2 separate regions of the Homo sapiens genome follow, and region 1 is linked to region 2. The links are chromatin contacts, found by Hi-C or POLR2A ChIA-PET in ENCODE. All regions are on one chromosome and are shown on one strand. Each heading gives the region's core, a stretch centred on a gene start or an enhancer-like site at or near the end of the contact. The rest is flanking DNA. Distances are from core to core; before and after follow the strand shown. Region 1 overlaps PPP1R1C (protein phosphatase 1 regulatory inhibitor subunit 1C). Region 2 holds the start of UBE2E3 (ubiquitin conjugating enzyme E2 E3).

Region 1 (4,071 bases), core at 248-2,747, 1.0 Mb before region 2:
CCCCCTTGCGTTTTGAACAATTCAATCTTAGTCCAGCATTATTTCCTAGCTATCATCCAGTGTCTCAGGAATCCAATCTAGAGGCTTCAAAATCTGTTTTTTTAACTTAGTTTCAGAATCCTGAAACGTATGCCTCATTTAGAAAGTAATATGCTACATACAGTATAAACTGTGGCTTCTTTTTCGTTTCTGGAAATGAATAGCCAAAGCAATTGCACATCTCAGTTCTCTCTAATGACCAGGCCTGCTATCAAATTTGAAAGGAGATAGTATTATATTTAGTATCATATATCTCTTATGTCTCCTATTAACTAACTTTTGGGAACCTGAGGCATGTGAGAACAACCTTTGTTTTTATTCTTGATTTCAAAGGATATTTGACACTAAAAGGGTCAAAGATAAAGTCGATTTCCCCAAAATTTGGCTGTGATAGGAAGTTCAATAAATATACTCAAAAAACTATTTTACCTTATGCTTCGGATTCCACTTTTTAGATGTACAGTGAGCTTTTAAATGACGTCAAAACTCCTGGGTACTTACCCAAATCTGCACTTATCTCCAGGCCTCATACAGCTCACTCATGTTTAGTAGGCGTCAGGTCCATTAAATATAACTGTAACCATATTGTCTCTGCTTAACGGTAAATGGAAAACAATGGATGCCACAAACTTTAATATTCAGAAGACCTGGTCTAGGCTGGCTTTTTACTGGAAGACTGTGTCCAGCTCTGGGCTTCAAAGGCAGAGCAATAGGGAGAATTCGGATAGAGTTTATTAAAGCCCTTAGGGAGATTGAGAATAAAAGAAAATAATCATTCATTCATATTTTTTAAAAGGTGAGAAAATGACTTTTTATTGCAGAGAACAAATGAAGTTATTTTAGAATAAAGTGGGGAATTTATATTTAAGTTTGGTATAAGAAATCATTTTCTAACATCTGAAATTATCAGAGCTGGAGTTGAAAAGCCCGGTTAATTATGGATTCTTCTCTGAGGTATATAAAATGGAGCGAGTCTCAGGGACTTGGGTTGGTTTATGTATGTCTGTCATGAAGATGTGTGGTTAAAGTAGGTATTTTCTGAAATTATTTTCCAACTCTAGATTTCAAACGCTGGTAGCCAAATATACAGTCTTTTCATAAGTCTACTTAAGACATTACTTGTTTTTAAGTAGACTTAAAATATCTATAGATGTGATGGAATAAATTACAGAAAGTATCTTTGCCATTTATTTCCCTACAGAGAGGATTTACACATAAGCAGCTCTCTAGATAAAAAAAAATATATAGGAACCAAACCAGTTCACTACAGATTATACAAAAGTAAAAGCAAACAGCACACAGTATAAGAATAGATAATAATGCTCTCCTGTGTAGCTTCAGAGAGCTTATCATAAAGAGGCCCTTAATCAGAAGAGGAACTGAAAATACAGAGAGGCAGTTTGCTACAAAGGTCACTCATGTTGGTAGCCCCAGAAAACATTTGAAAAAGACGAAATATAGGGAACTTTGGCGATTCCCTACTTCCCCTATCTCAGTTTTTCAGTATCTTTTTGCTGCCACCTGACTGTTGAGAGTTATTCCTAGGAGCAAATACATTGTTTCTGCTTTTTCTACCCTAAAGACACACCTCTGTTACTAAACTTTCCCTGACTCATGCCTTCAATTTAAAAATTTTAGTTTCATCTCCCACTATTTTGAGTTAAACTGATTTACTAACCCATGCCAGAGGGTGATATATCCTTAACAGATTAAGTATCTGTTTACATAGTGCTTCTACTGCTGAGAGTTCTAGGTTATTTGTCAGAAAGGGACTGATGGGACATTATGCTGCCCCTAGAATACAACTAATCAGGTGCCTATCTCATCTATGTGTTTAGACCAGCATAGATGAACTAGCAAACAAAAAATCTGAATATACATCTTGAAATATCTTTCTATTTTTCCTCTACAAAATATAAACAGAATATATATAATCATTCTTTCAAATACTCCTATAATTTACTCTTCCTGCAAACACTTCAAAAGGTTAAAAAAAAAAGCAAGCTATGTCTAATCCATTTAACAGTGATTGCAGTACACTGATCTTGTCATATGAATTGGAATGTTTTATTACTTATGTTTCTATAATGAAGAATTTAATTTTCTTTGCTTTATTAATTGACAATAAAGAAAGATTTGCAGGGTTTTGAATTTTAAACAGCATTAATGACAGGTGAGTCCAAGAACAGCCAATTATTCCCTGGCCAATTTCAGTGAATTGAAGAGATTTGTTTAGTTTTACCAGGATTTAAAGCTGCACCCAGCTTTTGTTTTTCAAACAACATATTGCTTTTGGGGGACAGGAGAAACAGTTGCTTAAAAATGGTCATTTAACACTTATGAGTGTTTTCGTTGTTACTCTTATTTGTTTTGTTGTTTGATAGAGAGTGTTCAAATAATGTGTGGAAAAGAAACTGTTGGATCGCGCAGAAATATTTAGAACAGATGAGATTATGAAGATTCTGTTTTTCTTGTTATATCTTTGTTCTTAAATATCACATGCAAATATTGTATTCCCGAACACATCAGTTAATGATACCTAATCTTTGTTGCACTTTGCAATTTTTAAGTCATGTTCATGGTAACTCTTTTGATCATTACTACAACCCTGTGAGGTTGAAAGAAAGAACACTATGATCCCTATTTTATAGATGAGAAAATAAAGCTTGGAGGCCGGGCGCTGTGGCTCAGGCCTGTAATCCCAGCCCTTAGGGAGGCCGAGGCGGGCGGATAGCGAGGTCAGGAGATCGAGACCATCCGGCTAACACGGTGAAACCCCGTCTCTACTAAAAAAAAAATACAAAAAAATTAGCCGGGCGTGGTGGCAGGAGCCTGTAGTCCCAGCTGCTCGGGAGGCTGAGGCAGGAGAATGGCGTGAACCCCGGAGGTGGAGCTTGCAGTGAGCTGAGATCGCGCCACTGCACTCAAGCCTGGGCGACAGAGGGTGACTGTCTCAAAAAAAAAAGAAAGAAAAGAAAGCTTGGAGATATCCCTTTCCCAAGATCACATCACATGGCTAGTTAAGACCAGTATCCAAGTTTGATTTGGTTTAGTGTTCTTTTTTTGCTGTTTGTTTCTTTGTTGTTGTTGTTGTTTTATCTTTAGAGTTATTTCCCCAGTAAGCTTGGTGCTAGATCATTTTTACTGGGAAAACTATAAGCTTTTAAGGGTTTTACTACAAAAATCCATCACTAGTCCAAAATCTCTAGTTGCCATGCACACTTATCCAAGTCCTATACACAGCCAAAAGCTGATTAATTCTTTGTAGACTATTCTAGTTTCCATAAAGGGGGAGGAAGATGCAGGCAGGTGATGTACTAAAATAAAGTAGTTCTCTGTGAGATGCTATTTGCATCTAATTTGTCTCCAGTGGTGCTTAAAAAACAAAGAGAAGTATGAGGTCAATTAGAGAAAAGGGACAATGCCATCTAGTAATTGGGAGATCTGACAAAAAAAAAGGTTTCTAGAGAAAAACTGAATCTTATTCCCAGGGATATTTAAGTACAATTCCTTAATCTACTAAGATAAGTGGTCCAGAAAATGGATTTACTTTGTTTGGATTTGCTTGTTTATAGGGCCTGAATGACTAGTCACATTATAAAGCCTTCACCATGTAGTGCAAACTGATATTTTCAAAGCCAGTGCCAGTGGAAATGTATGGGCTTCAGTATCAGAATTACCTGCATTTGTCTCTGGAATCCGTCACTTCTAGTGGAATAGCCACAAAAATCACTTCACCTCTCTGATACACACTTTCCTCATCCAAATGGCACATATTTGGCACTCAAGAGAATGTAGCTGCTATTTTGGGAGTTCAAATGAGAGGATGAAGGTCACTTACATGACTTCACTATGTTCAAACAGCAATGATGCCTATAGACCTCTGAAAACTGCTCTCCAGGAGATAGAACACCTGGAAATCAAGTTGTGCAGTACACCTTAAGGCAGGCATAGGGAGGAAAGTTTTAGGACATTACAGAAATGTTTGCTACCATGAGCAAGGCAGTGATGGAAAATTGCTATAAAATTACC
Region 2 (3,908 bases), core at 462-2,961:
GAGGTAAAACCAACAAAAGCGTCCAACCACCTGGAAGACAACCTGACAAAGTGTGCTGGATCCTTCTTTTACACATTACCTTTTAGCACTAGTGGATAACTTAGCAGTGGTTTTGCTAGAGAGTTTGGTGTTTTTCTTCTGCTGGGTGGCAGAAGGTTTTCTTTCCTCTTGTTCTTCAGGCTCTGGAGCGGCTGGGTCTCGCTGGTCCGCATCTGAACTGCCACTGCTGGTGCTGGGGCTCTCATCATCGGACCTTTGCCTATCACTGGACATCTTGGTGAAGTTATCTCTTGGAAAACTTTTAAAGAGAACAGGGGAGGAGGAGGAGAAAATGTTAAATCTAGGAAATAAACCAACAGCATTTTCTTCTAGTCATCTAAAATCGTCTTGTAATGAAAAAGCTTCAAAAGTGTTCACACTTATTTCATCGTACAACAGGGGTACGTACAAGGGAGGTGATGTGTCACACAACGCCAGCGTTAAGGGATTTGCCGAACTCAAGTTAGAAAACCCACTCACATTTTTTTCCGTCTCTTGGACAATCTATCAATTGTCTACTTTCTCAGAAGGCATGAAACAGATTTGCCAAGGAACTTAGGCAACAAGCATTAATAACATATGACACACTGTAAATAACAGATCTCGCTGAAAAATGTTTAAAAGTCACTAATAACGTCTAAATATTTACACACTGACATTGGTCAAAGCTACCAAATTCCCTTTCCGAGAGGAAAACACACCCTGTTAATCGCCCATATGCTTATTTAAGGTGGCGATTCCTCCTCAGTGCACGTAAAGCCTTTAAACACAACACTTGGAAATTTAAAAATCAACTAACGAGCTGCTCTAGCTGTTTCCACGGCCAGCAGCGAAGATTCATCCGGCCAAGACCGAGCTGCCACCCTGGGAAAAGCAGAATTCAAACTGCACCTTCTGCAAAGCTCCCAATGCCACCAAGGTTCCTCGCTCAATTTTTATATCACGGACCGACATTTTGTCCAAAATAACGAAAAAAATAAGAAACCCAGAGAAAAAACAAACAAATAAACAAAGCCCCAAGAAGTGCAACAAATTTCCGCGCCCGCGGAGGCGAGCCACGGCCGGCGGCGGCGGCCACGCAGCTCCGCGGCCCTTTGTGGGGAGGGCCGCGCGGGGGCCGCGGGTAGCGCTCGCCGCGCCGGGCGCCAAGTGATGCGAGCAGCCCAGCCGGCCCCGCCGCGGCTCGCGGACACCGGCGACGCGGGCGCCCGGCGCGAACAAAGCTGCCCGCCCCCGCCCCCTCCCCCACCGCCGCCGCCGCCCCGGCCGCCCCCCACGCGGCCCCCCGGCCCCGCCGCCTTACCTCGGCCGCCCGCCCGGCCCGCTCGCGCGCCGCTACGGTGTGGGGGAGGGAGAGAGAAAAAAACCCTTCCTTAAGGAAATGGAGGCAGCTGTGGGGGGGGGAAGGGGGGGGAGGGAAAAAAAGAAGCCGAGGAGGCTCTGGCCGGGGAGTGTGGAACATTGAAAGTCGGAGGGGGTTGTGCAGTGCCGGGCTCCGGCCGGAGGGTGGCGCCGCCCAGCGCCTTCGGAAAAAAGCGGGGGTGGGAGCTCGGCTGGGCGAGGGCGCGAGCTCCCGGCGAGGCGGAGGGGACGCGGGAGACCCCCGCGCGCTGTAGCCTCCCGCCGCCGCCGCCCGGCTCGGCTCCTCCCGGCCGCGCAGTCAGCAAGTTCCGAGGCGAGCGCGGGGGGGAGGGGCGGGCGCGGCGGCGACGCGCGTGCTCGCTGCTTGCCTGGCGGAGGGGCGCGCGCCGCCGACGCCCGGCGGGCGCGAGCTGTTCCCGCGCGCTCCCGTGCGCGCTCTCCACACCTCCCCTCACCCTGGGGGTGCACGCGTCCGCCCGCGCGCGGCCAGGACAAAGAGCGCGGCGGGGACCCGGCGGGCTGGCCCCTGCCGCCCTTGGCCGCGGAGCCTGTGCCAGAGAAGGCGGGGGCGCGGGCACCGTATCGCGGGGCCGCTGTGCCGCGGGGTGGCTTCCGGCCTGGGCCCGCCTCCGGGGCGAGGCTGCCCATTGGGCTACCCGCGTCCCCAGGGCTGGTTCCATCCCATCCGCCTGCGCGGGGGCCGTCGTGGCTCCCGGGGCCCCAGTACCTGGGCAAGGGCCCTGGGCGCGTGGTTGGGAGTCCCCCGCCGCCCCGGGAGACGGGAGACTAATGGGTGTTGTTGACGAGGCCAGGCACGCAGGCGGAGAAGAGCTGCCACTTGCCCCTCGCGTAAGCTGGAGGAAGGGACAAGTTGGGGTCCTGGGAATTGAAGAGGGTAGAATGTATTTGGAGATTAGGGGAACAACCTCTATTTCTTTTTGGCTCATAGCTTGCAACTGTCGCTGCCAAAGGGAAGTGTCCTTCGGATTATTTGAAACCTTAAAAATCCAAAACAGTGTTTAAAATGTCCCGCTCAACATTCTTAAAAGTGAAGGAGAAGAGTTTGGGGTTGGGGGGTGGCGATGAGAGCTAAAACATGACACTTTTCTGCGGGACTCTTCTGTCTTGCACATGAGGAGCCAGTTCTGGAAAGAAAAGTTCTGAGTGATGTTGAGTCAGAATGTCCACCCAGAAAAGCTTTAGGTGGAGATAGTGACAGTTTTGTTTGTTCTACCATTCTTTTTGCAGTCTCCAGGTGGACTCTGCGGTTTTTACCCCACGGCACAAAGTAGCCAGAATACAAAAACTTCCTGTTTGCCACCCAGGCCTTCTCCAGCTACTGAGAACTTGTTCCGGTGATGGAGCCTCAAAGGAATTTGTGGATTCCTCTCCCACAAGTGTCCAGGGGCAGGGGTGCTGTGAGAATGTGCAGTTCACAAAGGGAGTGAGAATGGCAGTCAAAAGATGTATAGAGTTAAGGGAAAGAAGAAAAGACTGAGTGAGCCAACGTATTTGCTTACTATTTCTCCTAATAGAAAACTTTTGGTAAAGGCTTGATAGCAACTCTAAAGAGTAAGTTACATTTCCATAATTTTCCAAAGACACAGTCATTCAGTTAACTTTATTGAGGGCTATATGTTGCTAGGTGCTGGACATACACTCATTCAATTGCTGTGTGACTAAAGCCAGGTCTCTACTCTGTGCTAAGAGCTCCTAGTCCAGAAGGGGAACAGTTCATTAAAGTTCGCTAGGTTCATAAGTAGTAAGGATATTCCACTCAGAATGAACAGATAGAATATCTCATGCCTCAAAAAAGATCATGGTCTGTGTGTGGACAAGCATTTTGATTTGGCTGGGTCAAAGAGTGCTTGTGGGAAAAGCTTGTTAGTGAAAATAAAAGCAGAATTTTCCCCCAGCTTTACACGATGTGATGTTACAGCAAAAGCCAGCCAATTTGGAGTTGAAGCTTTGCTTTGTTTGGAATGGGGAGACAGAAAAGGAAAGCTGTACGTTAAACATGGGTTCTTTTAGGAAATTTAAGAACAGAAATAGCCTGAAGGCCCAAAGGCCAATTGCTGATAGGATTTAGTGGGGTAAGGAGCTTAGGGGAGAAAGATATTTAGTTGTTTGGTAACATCTTCTACAGAAGAAATAGTATTGGGTTGAAAAGCCAGGGAAGTGTATTCTAATCCTCATTCTACGAAGTTCATATGACCTCAGGCAAGTTAAGTTATTTCAATTACTTTTATGTAAAAGGAGATTGTATCAAAGGTTCTAAGTCCTCTCCTGCTCAAAAATTCCATGATTCCGTGATTCTTTGGCGAACTTGAAGTCATGGAGTTTAACTTAACATTCACCCAACAGAATATTTAGGATCTACTAACTGCTTGGGAAACTGGAGTGAAACATGGGTCATGCTCTTAACCAAGCTCAATTGTGCAGTGGGGCAGCCAGAAACGTAGCCTGCAGAATGAGAAGTGCTGTATTAAAGAAGTAAAGAGAATGAG

What was found. A loop is a pair of places that touch in the nucleus more often than their neighbours do. ChIA-PET counts read pairs that join two places held with the same protein, here RNA polymerase II (POLR2A). Pooled maps may share reads with other maps.
Region 1: a loop to region 2 is called in a pooled map, with 4 times the contacts of the local background. The contact joins the enhancer-like site here to the promoter of UBE2E3 in region 2. A Hi-C loop is called at or near these places in 1 of 37 single-sample maps with no recorded cell type and 2 of 50 pooled maps. POLR2A ChIA-PET finds 5 or more read pairs at or near these places in 1 of 52 experiments (OCI-LY7).

The regions. Positions count from the first base shown.
Region 1 is chr2:181,989,082-181,993,152 of GRCh38, reverse strand. The region is part of intron 2 of PPP1R1C (protein phosphatase 1 regulatory inhibitor subunit 1C); the gene reads right to left. Among named protein-coding and RNA genes, the nearest start is that of PPP1R1C, 5.3 kb to the right of the region's middle. Within about 2 kb of position 1,497, at least 2 of the 41 ENCODE cell types and tissues checked have a DNase peak (open chromatin) inside an H3K27ac peak, as active enhancers do; they include OCI-LY7, where a contact is called at or near this core.
Region 2 is chr2:180,978,408-180,982,315 of GRCh38, reverse strand. UBE2E3 (ubiquitin conjugating enzyme E2 E3) reads right to left here and starts at 1,711. Exons shown (of 6, transcript NM_006357.4): 1 at 1,343-1,711; 2 at 80-298. The coding sequence starts at 273. UBE2E3-DT (UBE2E3 divergent transcript) reads left to right here and starts at 1,304. Exons shown (of 2, transcript NR_187176.1): 1 at 1,304-2,250; 2 at 2,650-3,908. RefSeq lists a silencer at 1,434-2,293.